Regions from separate parts of the Homo sapiens genome. Here region 2 is linked to region 1. The links are chromatin loops, found by intact Hi-C in ENCODE. Cell type or tissue: CD4-positive, alpha-beta T cell. All regions are shown on one strand.

Region 1 (8,000 bases):
CTCTTAAAAAAAAAAGAAATGCATATTATAATTTGTAACATGACAATTTTATAGGTGAAAAATAAAATCCCGGTTTAAAATTTTGTATGTTTTTTTATGACTAGTGAGATTGCATTTTTTTCAAATGTATTTTCCAGTCTGAGATCCATTTTTGTAAGTTGTTTGTCCGGTATGGCTCCAGTGCATTATTCTGTTGGGTGTTAGAATACAGAACATCTTCAACATAGATTCAGTTTGGTGTCCTGATTGTGAACATGACTCCATTTGTGTTATATGTGTGTGATTGTATTCAACTAGGAATATGTGCTTTTTGGCTAATGTACAAAATGCTGGGTGCGCCAGAGATGTGTCTGAAATTCATGGGATGAGACTTTTACCTATTTCTCCTTCCACAGACTCTTTAGTTGTAGCTGGAGAAAAGGCAAGTGAATTCCTTTTGGAGCTGGGTAGAAAGGGCATGGAGTTAAGGGTCACGAAGTCAGCACATTCCCTTGTGGAATTGTGCCTGTAATCTGCTGATTTCTACCCTGATTCTCTACCTCTCATTTTGCCTGAAGTGACACTGTCCCTAGACCAGTCCGTGGCCAGCCCACATCATTTCTTTTAGGGTTATCTGAGGATCTGAGGTCCATGTGTTTCACAAGTACCCACAGGATGTGCCCACCATTTCCCTGCAATTCAATTCCAAGTCTGCGTTCTGAAGTAGAGGTTTCAACCCTGGGAGATACTTGTGGGTGTTGGAAGTGAGGGGTGGGCCTGGGGAAGGACTGAGTCATGAGGGTCACCAGGGCCTCAAGGAAGAGAAAGTTTCACCAGCTTCACCTCTTCAGAAGGGATCTCAGCCATGCAGATTCTTGGAGGGAATTAGGAGGCTTTTAAAGTTACAGAGATGTCCTCAGCTCTGAGCAATGTTCTGAGGAGTAAAGTCGTCATCAGCCCATTTTGGCCCTATGTGGGCATCCTCTTTCCCACTCTTTCCTCTTGGGAGGAGGGACTCCAGTTTCACAGCTTGCCAGGGCTTTGGGCTTGTAGTATGGGAAGAATATGGAGCTAGGTGGAACTCTTGACCATAAGGATTTCATTTCCTGGTGACTTGAATCTTTAGGCCCAGAGGCTGTTCAGAATCTAACCAGCTACAACAAAATTGGGACTTGAGGGGGATTAAGAAAAACTTGGCTTTAAAAATTAGAATTAACAACAAGAGAATGGTTAAATGAGTTCAGGTATAAAAGACTGCAATAGTTAAAAAGAAATAAGGATACAGACATAAAAAGATCTTTGAGATGTACTGTTAATTGAAGAAAACAAGTTGTAGAATAAATTTTAAAATACAATCATGTTTATGCAAAAGAACAACAACAAAAAAACCTAGCTTTCTCCCCGCCACAGGTACATGCATGAAACCATACCCAGGAGGTTAGGAAGATGCCACACTCAATGGATGACAGTGGCTGCCTCTGGGGAGTGTGTGTGAAGGTCGACCAGACCTTGCACTTTGTTTTGTTCACATTTTAAAAGATAATGTAACTACGTCTTTCTGCTGTAATCAGAAATAAAAAAAATAGAACAACTGGCTTGAAAATCTAGGATGCAAATCCTTCTGCTTATCTGAGACCCAGGTGGTCACTGGTTCAGTCCTGATGCAGAGCAATGGCACTGACATTGAAATTGCACTCAAAGAAACCGAGCTGCAGCTCACCATGGACATGTTGTAGGATTCCAACCAGGAAGTGCTCTGAGCTTCACAGGGTTGCTGTGAGTATTAAATGAGATAATATATGAATGTGCTTTGCAAAAGTTAAAGTGGGAGACACATATAAGGTAGAAATACTATACTGTGTCATTACATTCTTGTACTAGCTCCCAAAGTGAAAGTGGGATAAGAATGCAAGCACCACAACCCGATGAAGTAGATATTATTATGATCATCTCCATTCCCCAGCTGAGGAGTTAAGTTTTAGTTAATTTTCTATTGGTCATTCGGCTGTTCAGCTGCAGTCAGAACTTGAACCCAGGCTCCCTGCTGTTCTCAACTGCCACTGCATGTTGAAGCACTCGGACACATTTACAGCCATGTGTATATATATTTACCGTTTCCTTCTTGGAGCAGTTCTGACAAAGCTGAGATTTAAACCTCCAAGAACAAATATATGAAACTGATTCTAAGCACTGTAGAGTATTTATGATGTGTTTGTGCTAGGCATTGTAGGAATAACAAGTGGCTAACATTTTCTGATCATCTGCTGTGTGCAAGACCGTCTTCTAAGCGCTTTACATGTATTAGTGCGCACAACTTTATGCAAGAGGTACTACTATCCCCACTTTACAGTTGAGAAAAATGCTGCACAGAGAGTTTAAATATCTTGCTCAAAGCAAAGACGTTTAAGATATGGTCTCTACCCTGAGTCCAATATGCGTGAAATAAAACAATGGAGAAGTGCTGCAATGCAGCTATTTACAAAGTTCCAAGGGCGCTCAGAGAGTACCATCCCTGCAGGGGAAAGCGAAGCACTTCGTGTGAGATCCTGAAAGTCCGGGGTGAGCCACTTCAAGCAGGGGCGGGGCGCGTGTGCAAGGCCCTGGGCTGAATTAATGAGAACCCGATCTCATGTTCTGGGTCAGAACCGAGCTCCATCCGGACTGCAGCGCAAGCCAAAGAAATGCAGTGGCTGCTGTCCCGGCTGGGCCCTTCTGCATACCCCGGGGGCATCGGGCCAGGGAGCCGTGCTCCCCTTGGGCCGCGGGGTTGGTAAGCAGCAAACCGAGCTGAAGCGGCCAAGAACCCTCCCGTAGGGCAGAGTGAGGATTGGCGGGAGAGAAAAGCCTAAAGGGACTGTAGCAATTGGCTGCCGCCTTTTCCACCGTAGGAGGATCGGGCTGACACTCCCAGCGTTGGGACTTATTCAGGTAAAGATTATGTCTGGAGCCCCATCTTGCTTCAGAGACCTCCCGTTCTGCGCTTATCACTGCGTCCCCGGAAACCAGACGTCCCTTAAGAGACTTAGCCAATTATCATCCACGGCCATTACCGTGGAGAGCCTAGCGCTGTCAGCGAGTTTCTGATTGGCTGTTGCTGGAAGGGGGCGGGCCCGGAGAAGAACCGTGCAGCGTGCGGAAGGAGCCCTACTTGCCCACCGTTCTCTCCAACTCAGGACGGACGGCGCCGCCAAGTGGTCTGTAGGGGTAATGCCTCGTGCTGTTGCCCCGCAGAGGGCGGGCTTGGCTTGCCAGGCTCCTGGAGAGGAAAGCCTTTTAACCTAAATGAAGTAGAAAGAGAAATACCTAAACTTGAATAGGAATCAGTCGTGCTGAATAAGAGAGCTCTTAGTCAGAATGCGTGTCGTCGGTTCCAGCTCCACATTAACTCAGTTTCCTTTCTTTCCTGAGCCTCATCTGTCAGATGGGGATAATGATAATACCTATCTCCAAGGCTTGCCATGAGGTTTCAATGAAATTAATATGTTTAAGGTTCGCACAGTGCCATGCGCATAATAGGTACACGATAAGCAATAACTGGTGGGGATCAGTGCACTGGTTAAGAGTGAGCATTCTGGGTCAGTGCCGTGACTCACACCTATAATCTCAGCATTTTGTGAGGCTGAGGCAGGAGGATTGCTTGAGTCCAAGAGTTTGAGAGCAGCCTGGGAAACATAGTGTGACCCTCTCTCTACAAAAAATAAAATTATCTAGACGTGTGATGTGTGCCTGTAGTCCCAGCTACTTGGGTGGCTGAGGTGGGAGGATCACTTGAGCCTGGGAGGTCGAGGCTGCAATGAGATGAGATTGCACCACAGCACTATAGCCTGGGTGACAGAGTGAGACCTTGTCTCAAAAAAAAAAAAAAAGAAAAAAACAAAAAGAATGAGAATTTTGCCGTTTGAAAGAATACCTGTTGAGTCCCAAGCCTGCATAGCACTAGCATGGTGAGATTACATAGCCTCCCTGTCGCAGTTTCCTCATCTGGAAATGAGACTAACAATAACACCTACTTCATGGAATTGTGGTTTAATTGTGGTACTGATAAAATACCCAATACAAAGCAATCAGTAAATGTTGGCCCCTATTATTCATATCATTTATGAGGAAGGGAATAATGATTATTATTTCCCTTCTTCCTCCCCCAGGCAATAGGCTACTTCAGCCTGAGTTGGCCCTTCTGAAAGAGGAATAGTGGCTTGCTTTGTCTGGAGTTAGTCTGTAAACCTATCACACTCACACGTATGAACATAGGACTTGGAAAATCTCTATATCACACTCTTGCCCACAGTTTACATTATTCTTTTAGGCACTGTTTTCTTAAGCCCCGTTGGCACCTGACGAAAGCATAACATTATAATGATTAACTTATTGGAGTAGAATTGGTTTATTAGAGTATCTTTTAAGTTGGCTGTAGTGTTCAACAGTATTCTGAGGGCAGTGTACATAGAAGGACATGTACTGATGAAGACAAGGGTTTCAGGGGTTTGAAATCAAAGGACATAAGTCAGCATATACTCTAGGGTGAGCCTGGGTTGGGACCAATGATGGTGAAGTGTGTAGCGGTGGTTGGGTGATTGGTTGGGAGCAGGGAAGTCTGGAGTGTTTCTGAGTCATGGGAAGATTACTGGACAGACTTGGAGACTTGAATTCTGGCTAAAACGAATTCACTCTCTGGCTGTGTGATCTTGGACAAGTCACTTATATTTTCTGAGAACTGATTTCTTTGTAGTAAAATGAAAATAGAATATGATTCTTGTGTGTAGTGCGTAATAAGTACTCTATAACTGCTAGTTATTTGTTGTTATTCATAGTATCACAAATAATTCCTCCTCAAACGTATGTTGCGAGAATCATGGAGAAATCTGATCTGTTTTTATATTTCAAGAGTGATGAGTGCCTAAGATCACCAAATTAACAGTTTGGGAGTTTGGCAAGGGTTAGTCTACCTTTCCTTTCTTTTCCATTTTGTAGTTCTTATCTTCTCTTCTGTCCTTAATTAAAAGTCTATCCTTCAAGTCACACAAGTGACCCAGTTCAGTGAGGACCTTCATGGTTCTTTGGATGCCTCCCTGCTGTACCATACGTTTGACCACCTCCCATCATCTGCCCCACCCATTTCCTTCTCTTCTGGCCTATAGGAGAGGACTCTAGCTAGAGCTTAGGCCCTGTGTACAGTGGTCTCATGTATCTTGGCAGCCCCAGGATTCCAGGGTTCTTCTTTGGATGAATGACCTTGTAATTGAAGCCCAAAGTTTAAGGCTGGTACTGCTGAGCACATACTGTGGAGGTAAGTGGGTAGGACAGCTGACACCCTCTCCAATTAATCATCCAGCAATAATTTTGGTGCGGTTACTATAGCCTGGTTACTTTGGAGGCCACATTCTTCCATTCTGAAGATATATGTAGAGTTATTTCTCAGTTAAAAATGAAGACAGGCATAATTTTTAGTGGGAAAATATGGGGCTTTTGTGTTGGGCAGATTTAAATTTGAATCTGGTCCTTTACTATGTGATCTTAGAACTAGTTGCTTATTTTCACAGTTTGCTTATCTATAGAATGGGGACAATTGGAATAACAGTAGTAAAAAGGAGTGAACTTTTGATAAATAGAATAACGTAGATGAATCTTAAAATAATCATGTTGGATATAAGATGCAAGACAAAAAGATTACATACCGAGATTATGTTTATATAAAGTTCTAGAAAATGCAAACTTATCTGTAGTGTCAGAAAGCAGGTCAGTGGTTGCCTGGGGACGAGCAAGTGGAGGGGCAGGAGGAAGGATTACAAAGAGAGAGAGGAAAACTTTGGGAGCTGATAGATATGTTCATTACCTTGATTGCAATATGGCTTCCCAGGTATATACATATATCTAAACTTATTAAATTGCACATTTTAAATATGTGCAGTTTATGACATCAGTCTTTCAATAAACTGTTAAAATGGGGATAATAAAATGTATTCATAAATAGTTGGTGATGTTTTAATGAAGAAAACATGTTAAAGTGCCAGAAATACAGCAGGCGATCAATAATGGGCACTCACTTCTTTCCCATTTTCATACTTTAAAAAAGAACACTAGGGAATTAACTTTAGCATAATATTTATATGACAAAGCCTATAAGTGGCACCAATAGCTTAAGTAATATAGAATACACATTTTCCTGTCTTTCTTGGTATCATAGGTACAGTATTATAAAGATTAAATGATGCAATCACATAAAGAACTTTGAACATTTCTGGGCATATAGTAAGTACTTGTTAATTGTTTTTTATTGCATTTACTACTATTGTTATGATGGGTTTGATGGAAGGCATGGAGTGAATAATCAGTAAATATTGGTTACATGTAATTGTAATTATTTTCATTATTAAAGTGGATGAGGAGGAAAGATTTGCTAAAAGATCAAGGAAGCTGATTTCCAAAAGAGTTTGCTTTTCTTGAGATTTGATGGGGCTTGGATTTATGTGTTTGTTTAATGCTAAATTGTGACAGAAACCATCTGGAAGACAGTTGGTGAGTGTCTTCTACAGCAACATAGCAACTCATTATGATTGTTAATATAGATGATATTAAAGGTAGCAGGTGCATTTATAATGATCAGTGAATTTAAATGGGATTAAATGGCTTCCAGCCATTAACAAAGTGGTACCAACATTTGGTAGACATTATCTTAGTGTCAGACAGAAGAATCTCATGAGGCACTCCTTAAAATGCAGATTTGTGGGACCTACCTTCAAAGTCTCTGATTCAATGGCTCTTGGATGGCTCAGGAATCTGCAGTGTAATGGACGCCCTCAGTTGATTTTAATGCAGGTTATCTGCAAACCACACTTGGAGAAGCACTGGTCTAAGACATTGGGACCTTGGACAGCTCCTCGTGACCTTGGACCAAGGTTTCAGGACCCGAGACAGAGCCCAGAATTTCCAACTCCATACCTTGCGGGAAATTTACTTTAATTCTCAAGGAAGCATGCTCATTTTCCTAGAAACACCACCACCACCACCAGCATTCCTTAAATCCATACTTTTGGAAACTGAAATTTCTGATTTCTGATGGCCAATAAGGAGAAGGCACACATGGTGCATCATATTTTATCATAGGAGAAAATAGTCTAAACCTAGAGTGCTTAGCTTGGAAACTGATGCTGTGAGGGTGCACGTAGTTTTCAAAGGATCTGAGACCCTCCTGAAATTGTATGTAAATTTGTGAGGAAGCTTATTCACATATATTTTCGTGGATGGGGAAATTTTTCTCCACTTGAGGGTGGAAATATTCTGGATACACCAATGTACATGCTTTTAGGTACAACTTATGTACTTTGATGGACCTCTTAAGATTTGTGTGTGTGATGAGAAAATTTTATTTCTTCCATGTTACTCAAGCAACTAAAAAGTATATGTATCCTTTCAAATATAACCATATCAATGAAAACAAGCAAACGATCTCTGAAGGTGTCCAACTCTGACATTTCAAGCTATAATTTGAAAAACTCTCAAGTATTGTGATTGGGGTCTGTTAAAGTTGGTACAGAATTGGATATATCTCACCGTGGCTAATCTAGAATCTTTATATTACTAAAATAACTGTCTTATTATAAGCCACAGTTAATGTAAGAAATGAGGTTATTCGGATGACTAAGGAATTTTCTTCACATATTATTTGATTGTTAAATGTTCTTATTTTTGACAGCCTTACCAAAAGACAAGTCAGTGATCATGGGGTATTGAATTAGGTAACATCTGCAGCAGGTCAAACTATTTCCATAGACAAGGTGATAGCCATTAACAATATTTCACTTAGAATACATTCTCAAAGGCAACCCATTTAATAGCAAGCAAACCATCTCACATTCATCATCTGTGACCTGTCTGGTGGTAAGCCATAGCTTAATATTCTAATATGTGTAATATATCTGTAAAGATAAATTTATTCTCTTAAAGGCATAGCTGATTTGAACTTCTGTCTTGAACGTGTTGTTCTTTGACTATGAAGAAAATTCTCTAGTCAGTGCCCCAAA
Region 2 (8,000 bases), 250 kb before region 1:
TGTCTCCTTAGAGCATAGCTGGACCCTATCCTGTGTCACTTGAGCATCTGTTGTTATCCTCAGCAGTGTGCCTCAACCACCTGCCCATACCTCCGCCCAACCAGCTTCTCGGAGTGTTCTTTCCATTGCTCATTCTGCTCCTTGGAAGGAGTGCTGAGAAATGCAGTTATCTCCTTTCTGTTACGCACACATATGAGAATGTCTGTGCCTGAGGCCTGCCTCCATGGCAGGACCTGAAGGTTCCTCGCCCACAGCACTTCAGCTGGGATTGTTTGATGAGCTTCTTCCCTTCTATTTTGGTCCTTAAAGTGCTTTCTCTGTCAATGGTATTAGCTTCGTCACCTTAAAACAGACACATGACATTCACTTTTATGTTTTTAGTTGTTTTTTATTACAGAAAGGGCGGTGAGTATGTGTGTGTTTCAACACAGCAGTTATTTATTAATTGACCAATTTTTCTTTTGCTGTGATTTATTTTATTTATTGGTATTAATAACTTAAGATCTTTCCACATATCTGGCCTATTTACAGTAAGTGTTCCCTAGGGAAGCTGACTGTTATCACCCATGGTAAGAATTGCGGGATACAAGGATGAAATATTGTGGGTCTTCTGGGAGGAACAGTGACCAAAAATTTGAGATCAGTGGTGAGGACACAATTGACTGAGAAAGGTGGAGAATGACGTTGTGGACAGTCTCTCTTGGCATTAACTGCTCTGGTGGGGGAGCACTTAACCCTGAGGTAGGGAAGGATCAAGATGCTGGGTACCAGTTGAAGGTGCTCCAGAAGATGCTTTTAAGGTGGAATGAGTGGGTAGTATTCTATGTCCTTCAACTTTGCCCCGGGGGGAAGATTTTAAAAGTCATTGAAGAGAAAGGGCTCTAGTGAAATTAAAAGAATCGGGCCACCCTTTGGAAAATTAATAGAGCCATAAATGCTAAGGGGTGCCTTTTCTCGACCGCGGCGGGCGTTGGTGGCAGGGCTGACTTGGGCCGCGCTGGGTGACAGTAGAGTGGTGGCGCGGGAGCGCGAGGAAATCCAGTGACTCCTGAGCTGCCCAGGATGTGGGCCGCCCGCTAGGGGGCAGCATTCTGCTGAAGAACACCCAGAGATGCTCCACCCTGGAGCATCTGGCCATGACAACTCATACATGGCCCATGACATACCCCCTGGCCATGACTACCTCAGAATTCCCAGATAGAATGGGTTAGGGGCCAGCAACAGTTAACTACTTTCAATGTTTTGGTAATTTCCTTCTAGTTTTTTTTTTACCTTTTTTTTTTTTTTTTTTAAATAAATAGATATGAATTTATTATGTATAAGATTTTGCGTTCTACTTTTGATACATATTTTCCCCCATGTCACAAAAAATTATTTGTGACTTTTTTTTTTTTTTTGAGACAGAATCTCACTCTGCTGCCGAGGCTGGAGTGCAGTGGCATGATCTCGGCTCACTGCAACCTCTGCATCCTGGGTTCAAGCAACTCTTCTGCCTCGGCCTCCTGAGTAGCTGGGACTACAGGTGTGGGCCACCATGCCCGGCTAATTTTTTTATTTTTAGTAGAGACAGGGTTTCACTGTGTTGGCCAGGCTGGTCTTGAACTCCTGACCTCAGGTGATCCACCTGCCTCGGCTTCCCAAAGCGCTTGGATTACAAGGCATGAGCCACCGCACCCGGCCTGTGACATCATTATTAATGACTGCCTACTTTTACATCATACCAATATAACATAATTCTCTGTTGAATGTTTGTGGATTCAATTTGTTTGCTATTGTAAATTATGCTAAAATGAAAATCTTTGTGCATAAATCTTTAAGATTATTTTGTAGTATAGATGTCTTCAGAACTACTAAATCCGTATGTATAAATATTTTTCAAGGTTTTTAAATATATTGTCAGATTGATTTTTAGTAGTTCTAACAATTTTCAGTGCTAGCAGCAATACATAAGGAGTGCTCATCTCTCCTAATATCTCTGGTTGTGACTAGTATCATAGGCAAAAATATATTTTCTAATTTGATAGTGTTAAATTAAGTTTGGCCTAGAGCCTGTCTTTTTTTTTTCTTCTTTTTTTTTTTGAGACGGAGTCTCACTCCATCACCCAGGCTGTAGTATGCAGTGGCGTGATCTCAGCTCACTGCAAACTCCGTCTCCCGAGTTCAAACGATTCTCGCGCTTCAGCCTCCCAAGTAGCCAAGACTACAGGTGCACACCACCATGCCCAGCTAATTTTTGTTTTATGGAATTACAGGTGCGTGCCACCATGCTTGGCTAATTTTTGTATTGTTAGTAGAGACAGGGTTTTGCTATGTTGGCCAGGCTGGTCTCTAACTCCTGACCTCAAGCGATCCGCCCACATTGGCCTTCCAAAGTGCTGGGATTACAGGCATGAGCCACTGTGCCTGGCCCTGGACCCTGTCTTTGTACATTGAGTTTCTATGTAATGATCTGTGACCTAACTTAGTAGGTACTAAAATCTAACTACTATACTTTTTCTAACAGATAGCTGGGTTTCAGCGAGTCACAAGCAGCTGAACTTCAGCCTATCATAGGTTGACAGCTGACCAGACCACGTCCAAATAAAGCAAATGCCTAGCTGTAATTAATCAAGCTATTTTTTTAAGTTACTTCCCTGTTCTAAAGTACTCACTGCCCACATTACAAAGGGAGCTCTCTGAACCTCTTCTGGTTCTGAGTGCTGCCTGATTAATGAATTGTTCTTTGCTAAAATAAGTTCTGTTAAATTTAATTTGTCAAAAGTTTTTCTTTTGACAATAAGTTAAAAAAATGTGTTAGGGGTCTGACTGGGGAGTAACAAGGCAGCTGCCATGCATCTGGGTTTGCTTAGTGAATGCAGTGTTTGTACTCAGCTGGCATGCTTCTATGAGATGGCCTTGGGGCACTGCCACTGTCCCCCACCCAAGTGACATAATGCAAATAAAACATGTTCCATAAAATATAAAGACAATTTAAATATACACTCCATTTATAGAGCAGCTGTGTTCCTGTGAAGCCGTCCTTTCAATGTTCAGTCCTCTTGTTAAGATGTCATATGCATATTGCTAGGTGAGGTAGTGAGGAGGGTGCTGATGCTGCTCCTGCTTTCAGGAGAGGACACAGGATAAGGAGCTCCATGGTGAGAGATGCTCCATTGGAATGTAGACCCCTTTGAGCTGGAGTTTTATTCACTGCTGATTTCCTTGTGGCTAGAAAGATGCCTGGCACACAGTAGGAGCATAACAAATATTTGTTGAATCAGTGAAACTGTAGTGACTCACATTGTAAAGCAATTCATCCTTTTATATTGCAGATTAAATCTCCATTTTCTCTGTTTTGTAAGCTTGATTTCAATGTTGGACTTGAAAAAAGTCTGGGCCCCATTGTCGTGTGAGCCAAGCGGTGTTTGCTTTCAAGGCAAGGACAGAGGAGAGAAAGAGGAGGAAAAAGTTAACTTCTGGGGAATATACTCATCTGCCAATGACAGGATATGATATAGAAACAAGTCTTTTGTCTCCAAAATCTCCATCAGTGCCCACCATCCAGAGCGGGTCAACTGGATTGACCAAAATAAAATCTCGGATGATGAGAAATTTCTCATATGTTAATTGTGGAATCAAAGCTTCATTTGTGGCTCCTGCTCCCACACTGGGCTGCTGCTTTTCAGGATGAGCATTTGGGTTCAAAGTTAGGAAGGAGTGAGGGTGCGCCCATGATGACCTGAGAGCTGACTGGAGGGACTGATGAAGGGGTAGTCCAGCACAGGGCCTGCATGGTCTCTGTTTTCTGAACTCTTGCTGCCTGACTTCCCGAGGCAGTGGGAGAAGATGGGACTGATTTCTGTGCAGCTGGGGCTGAAGGCTGGCTGACGGTCACCGGGCGGGTAGTCAGTGGAGGCTGCTAGAACTGGAGCAGAAGGAACTTTCTCTCAGTGTATTTCTCCAATTTGGCACCAGATGGCAACACCTCCCTTCAAATGAAACCAAAGTCTCCAGATTCAATAACAAAACCGTTACTTATTCTGAGGACATTGAGCAACCCTGCAGGATTTGGGTCTGGATTTGGGGAGGGGGCTTGACCACCTTGATGATCATGGAGCTAAGCTAGTTCTAGATCCTGTCTCCATCCATTCTTTCCATGAGTGATTATTGATTGAGAGCTTCCTATGTGCCCAGTCCTGGGCTGTGTGTTGGGGCGGGGAGGAGAATGGGGTACAGTAGTGAGCAACACCCATGCCTCCCTCCATGGCAACAGCCCCGACAGCTTTTACAGCCTAGTAAAGGAGATAGACATTAAGCAAATAAGTACAAAACAATGGACTCATTTCAATTGTGGGAAGTGTAATAGATGATAAATATGATACTATGAGACCATATCAACAGGAAGAATCTGATCTCATCTGAGCTGTCAGGAAAGGCTGCTCTGTCAATGGATTATCCTATCGACCCCCACCCCACACATACTTTGTTATATCTACCAACACACTCCCATTATATTCCCATTTTACGGCTGCTGGACCAACCCCAAAACATCCCATTATATCCCCAACAGGCAATCCCATCATAGCCTCCACTGCAGGTCTTAATTAAAGACCACATGCCGTCCTTCACACCTCATTCCTGGAACTTTTAACAAATGCCTTTACGATCCTTTCCCAATCTCCTCTGCAATCCCTGTTGCAAATCCCATGGCTCGCCCCATTGGAATATCCCACTGCAAACTCTCACAGAACCCTGGTCTTATTCACCTTTGCATTCCCTGTGCCTCCCACTGTACGTGACAGGTCATATGTTCTTGAAAATACTTGGCAAACCAATGACAGGACCTGTCAATACCCCAGCTCACATACTCTATCTCAGGCCTGTCATGGCTCCTATGGCACAGCCAAGGTCACAGCCCCCACACTGGAAAGGGTCAGGTCTCTGCTGCCCTTTTTCCTGTAGGAAATTCCTGAGAAGAAGATTGTGTACCTCTGGATCCTCCCTTCCCCTCATTGATCTCCATCAGCCTAGATAGGCTCCCAGAAGCTAGGTCCTGCCTGGGCAGTGGCCCGTCCTGAGGTCTGACTTGGTCCATGTCACCCCCATCCCAGAATCAGTGGAACACTCTTTGTGACCTCCTTGGAGTGTACCAGGCTCCTGATTATGGGCCTGCCAATGGGGCCTTTAGTAAGCAGCTTCCCCTCTCTCCTTCTCTGAAGGGCCAGAGAACTCAGAAGAAGACATCCTAGGGCAGGAAGAGACTGCAAGGGCATCATCTAATTCTTTTTTTGTTTGTTTGTTTTTTTAGACAGAGTCTCACTCTGTCACACAGGCTGCAGTGCAGTGATGCAATCTCAGCTCACTGCAACCTCTGTTTCCTGGGTTCAAGAGAATTCTCGAGCCTCAGCCTATCGAGTAGCTGGGATTACAGGTGCCTGCCACCATGCCTGGCTCATTTTTGTATTTTTAGTAGAGACGAGGTTTCACCATGTTGGCCAGGCTAGTCTCAAACTCCTAACCTCAAGCGATCTGCCTGCCTTGGCCTCCCTAAGTGGGAATTCATCTAATTCAACAACCCTCCTCCTTATTCTTCTTCCCCATCTTCTTCCCCTGCCTGCTCCTGTTTATCTGGTCTTTCTTTGGGGCATATAAAAGCACAGCCACCTCACTTAGCAGGCAAGGGCTGAAAGGAAGCACAAAGACCAAGTCTAACTCCTTCATCTAACAAGGGAGGAAACCAAGGCCCAGAGAGTGGAAGTCACTTGCCCACACCCAACAGTGGTCAGGGCAGAGCCAGATCTCCCCACGGTGCTCCATGCAGTGTTCTTTCAGAGGCTGCCCCTTCCACATCCTCTTGTTCATATTAGCCAAGCAATGCTACTTCCATCAGGAAGGCACGTCCAATGCGAACCATTCCAGAGACTGCATTTCAAAGATTGATAGACATGGCTTTCGCATTATCTGCTGTTTCGGATTAGCTATGCCGTGGCTTCATTCTTTGGGGCTGATATTGGGGGTGGGAGGGGTGGAGAGTGGGGGAGGGGAGCCAATTCTGAGTCACTCTCTATGCCCTGGGCTCCAGCCTGCAAGACTGGGCCTGAGAAGGACAGGGTGATCCATCCTATATTTTCAGTCCGTCAGGAGATTTCATTGTTTAAACAAACATTTCAGCGAGGCCATCCAGCTGGGCAGTGATTTATGGCTCTGGCTACAGTTTTTCCCCAACAAAGATAAACAATCCTGCAACTCTTGGGACTCAGGCTGGGACTCATGGTTCTAACAACTTGGAGTCAGCTGGACCACACCAGCCATCGCCTGGTCTGGGGTTTGGTTAGGATCTGTTCACACTGGTCCTGTGGCTGAGCCACAAACCTTGGGGGACCATGTTGTGTTTGGAAGCTAGAAGCATTGCCTCCAGGGCAGAGGAGAGCAGCAGGAAGGAGCAAAATAGCTCAGAGTTGGTGCTTCAGGCCCATCTCCGTCTTTCAGGAGAGCAGCAATGTTCTCCATTTTGTGCGGTAGATATTTGGTGTTTTTGGTTAACAAGCATCTGTTCTTCCTTCTTTTGCTAACATTACATCAATTTCCTTTTGTAGAATTATTCCGGGTTGCACACTGCACCCATGTGCTTACAGAGTCTACTCAACTCTTGGATCTGGGCTCAGGCCTGACCAATCAGAACAGTACATTCCTGTGATCTTAGTAAAGGTTGGATATCTAACCCAATAAAAGCTTGCAAAAGGCGGAAAAACCTTTGCTGGAGCTGCTGGGAGAGAGGGAAATGCTCTTTCTCGCTGGACTGGAATTGGGGATGATGTGGAAGGATGAATGACTGCTAGAGCTGTTGCTGCCATCTGCCTGCATGGGAGAGCATGTCTGACAACAAAACCAATACCAATACACAGGAAGTGAAGCCAAAGGCTGGAGAGAGACCAGCTCCAGGTGACAACATTGGAGCCCCAGAATCCGCCCAAATCTTCTTTTATTTAAGGATTGGGTATTCTTTCACTTGCAACTGAAAGAAGGGTAACCAATATCCACTGTCTGACATAGCAGAAGAAACTGGCTCAGTAGGCATCTCCTGCAGCCTCCAGCCCAGCTGTCTGGATGTGATGGTTTAGTAAAAGAACAGTAACTCCCTCATATTCCCCTCTCCCATTTGATCTGATGGCCTGTGTCTACTATACTTCACCAAAAGGATATGGTGCTGTGACAGATGCAGAGGTAACTGAAACACAGCTCACATTTTTCATGGAGTTCTTGTAAGCAGGGGGGACACACCATAGCCTATTATTTAAGGCAGATTGAGATGCATGTCTTGGGAAAAGAACAAACAAGGTTTTTTTGAAGATGCAAGGAAAGAAGAGCTCATATCTGATTGGTGGGGACCAGTGGATGCTTCATGGAAAAGGGCTATTTGGGATGAGTCTTCAACGATGAGAATTTTAATGGGCAGACATGGGCAGGAGCCTTTGCAGGTAGATGAAATAGTGTGATGAAGGTCAGGGAGGTGGGAAAGATGAAGTGAACATTGAAAAGTAGAGTTGGACTGGAAGACAGGGGACATTTAGGGGAATCACCAGCCTGCAAAGTAAGTTGGTGTCATCTAGGAAGATGCCTCTAATGAGAAGCTTGTTCTTAGTCCAGTAGGTGATGGGGAGTTATTGAACATTCTTGAGCAGGGAAGTGGCCTCATTGGTGCTACTCTTGAGGGGCCTGAGATGGAGGTGGGGAGAGATCCAGTGTGGAAAAACCACTGAGGTGGGATTGGGAGGTAACCTTGACTCATCCACAGGATGGGGAGAAAGCCAGGGAAGGAAAGGCAGGGAGTGAAAACAGGAAGTAGTTCTGGTTTCTCTTCATTCATACCTCAAGAAGTGAGGTTTCTAAAGCACAAAGTTCAAAAGTCACAAAAGGAAAGTTTGATATATTTAATTACATAAGAATTAAAAATTTCTACATGGCAAAGTGCTTTAAATGAAGTGAAAAGACAAGGACAGATTGGGGAAAACATTTGCTAC

What was found. A loop is a pair of places that touch in the nucleus more often than their neighbours do. Peaks named below come from ENCODE experiments on the same cell type or tissue, not always from the same donor. Only the 100,000 strongest peaks of a DNase experiment are listed, where the experiment ranks them.
Region 2: it touches region 1 in a loop (10-fold over the local background); 91 of 110 quality-filtered maps call a loop at or near these places.

The regions. Positions count from the first base shown.
Region 1 is chr2:41,836,014-41,844,013 of GRCh38, reverse strand. No RefSeq gene overlaps it. Among named protein-coding and RNA genes, the nearest start is that of LINC01913, 38 kb to the left of the region's middle. In CD4-positive, alpha-beta T cell, CTCF peaks have their summits at 2,963 and 3,164; DNase peaks (open chromatin) are centred at 3,083 and 6,853; H3K4me3 peaks cover 1,030 bases; H3K27ac peaks cover 644 bases.
Region 2 is chr2:42,082,596-42,090,595 of GRCh38, reverse strand. It overlaps LOC105374531 (a long non-coding RNA gene), which reads left to right. Exons shown (of 2, transcript XR_940001.1): 2 at 6,576-7,122. Among named protein-coding and RNA genes, the nearest start is that of PKDCC, 39 kb to the right of the region's middle. RefSeq lists an enhancer at 3,987-4,046. In CD4-positive, alpha-beta T cell, CTCF peaks have their summits at 879, 1,078 (motif pointing right), 3,763 and 3,962 (motif pointing right); DNase peaks (open chromatin) are centred at 1,085 and 3,945.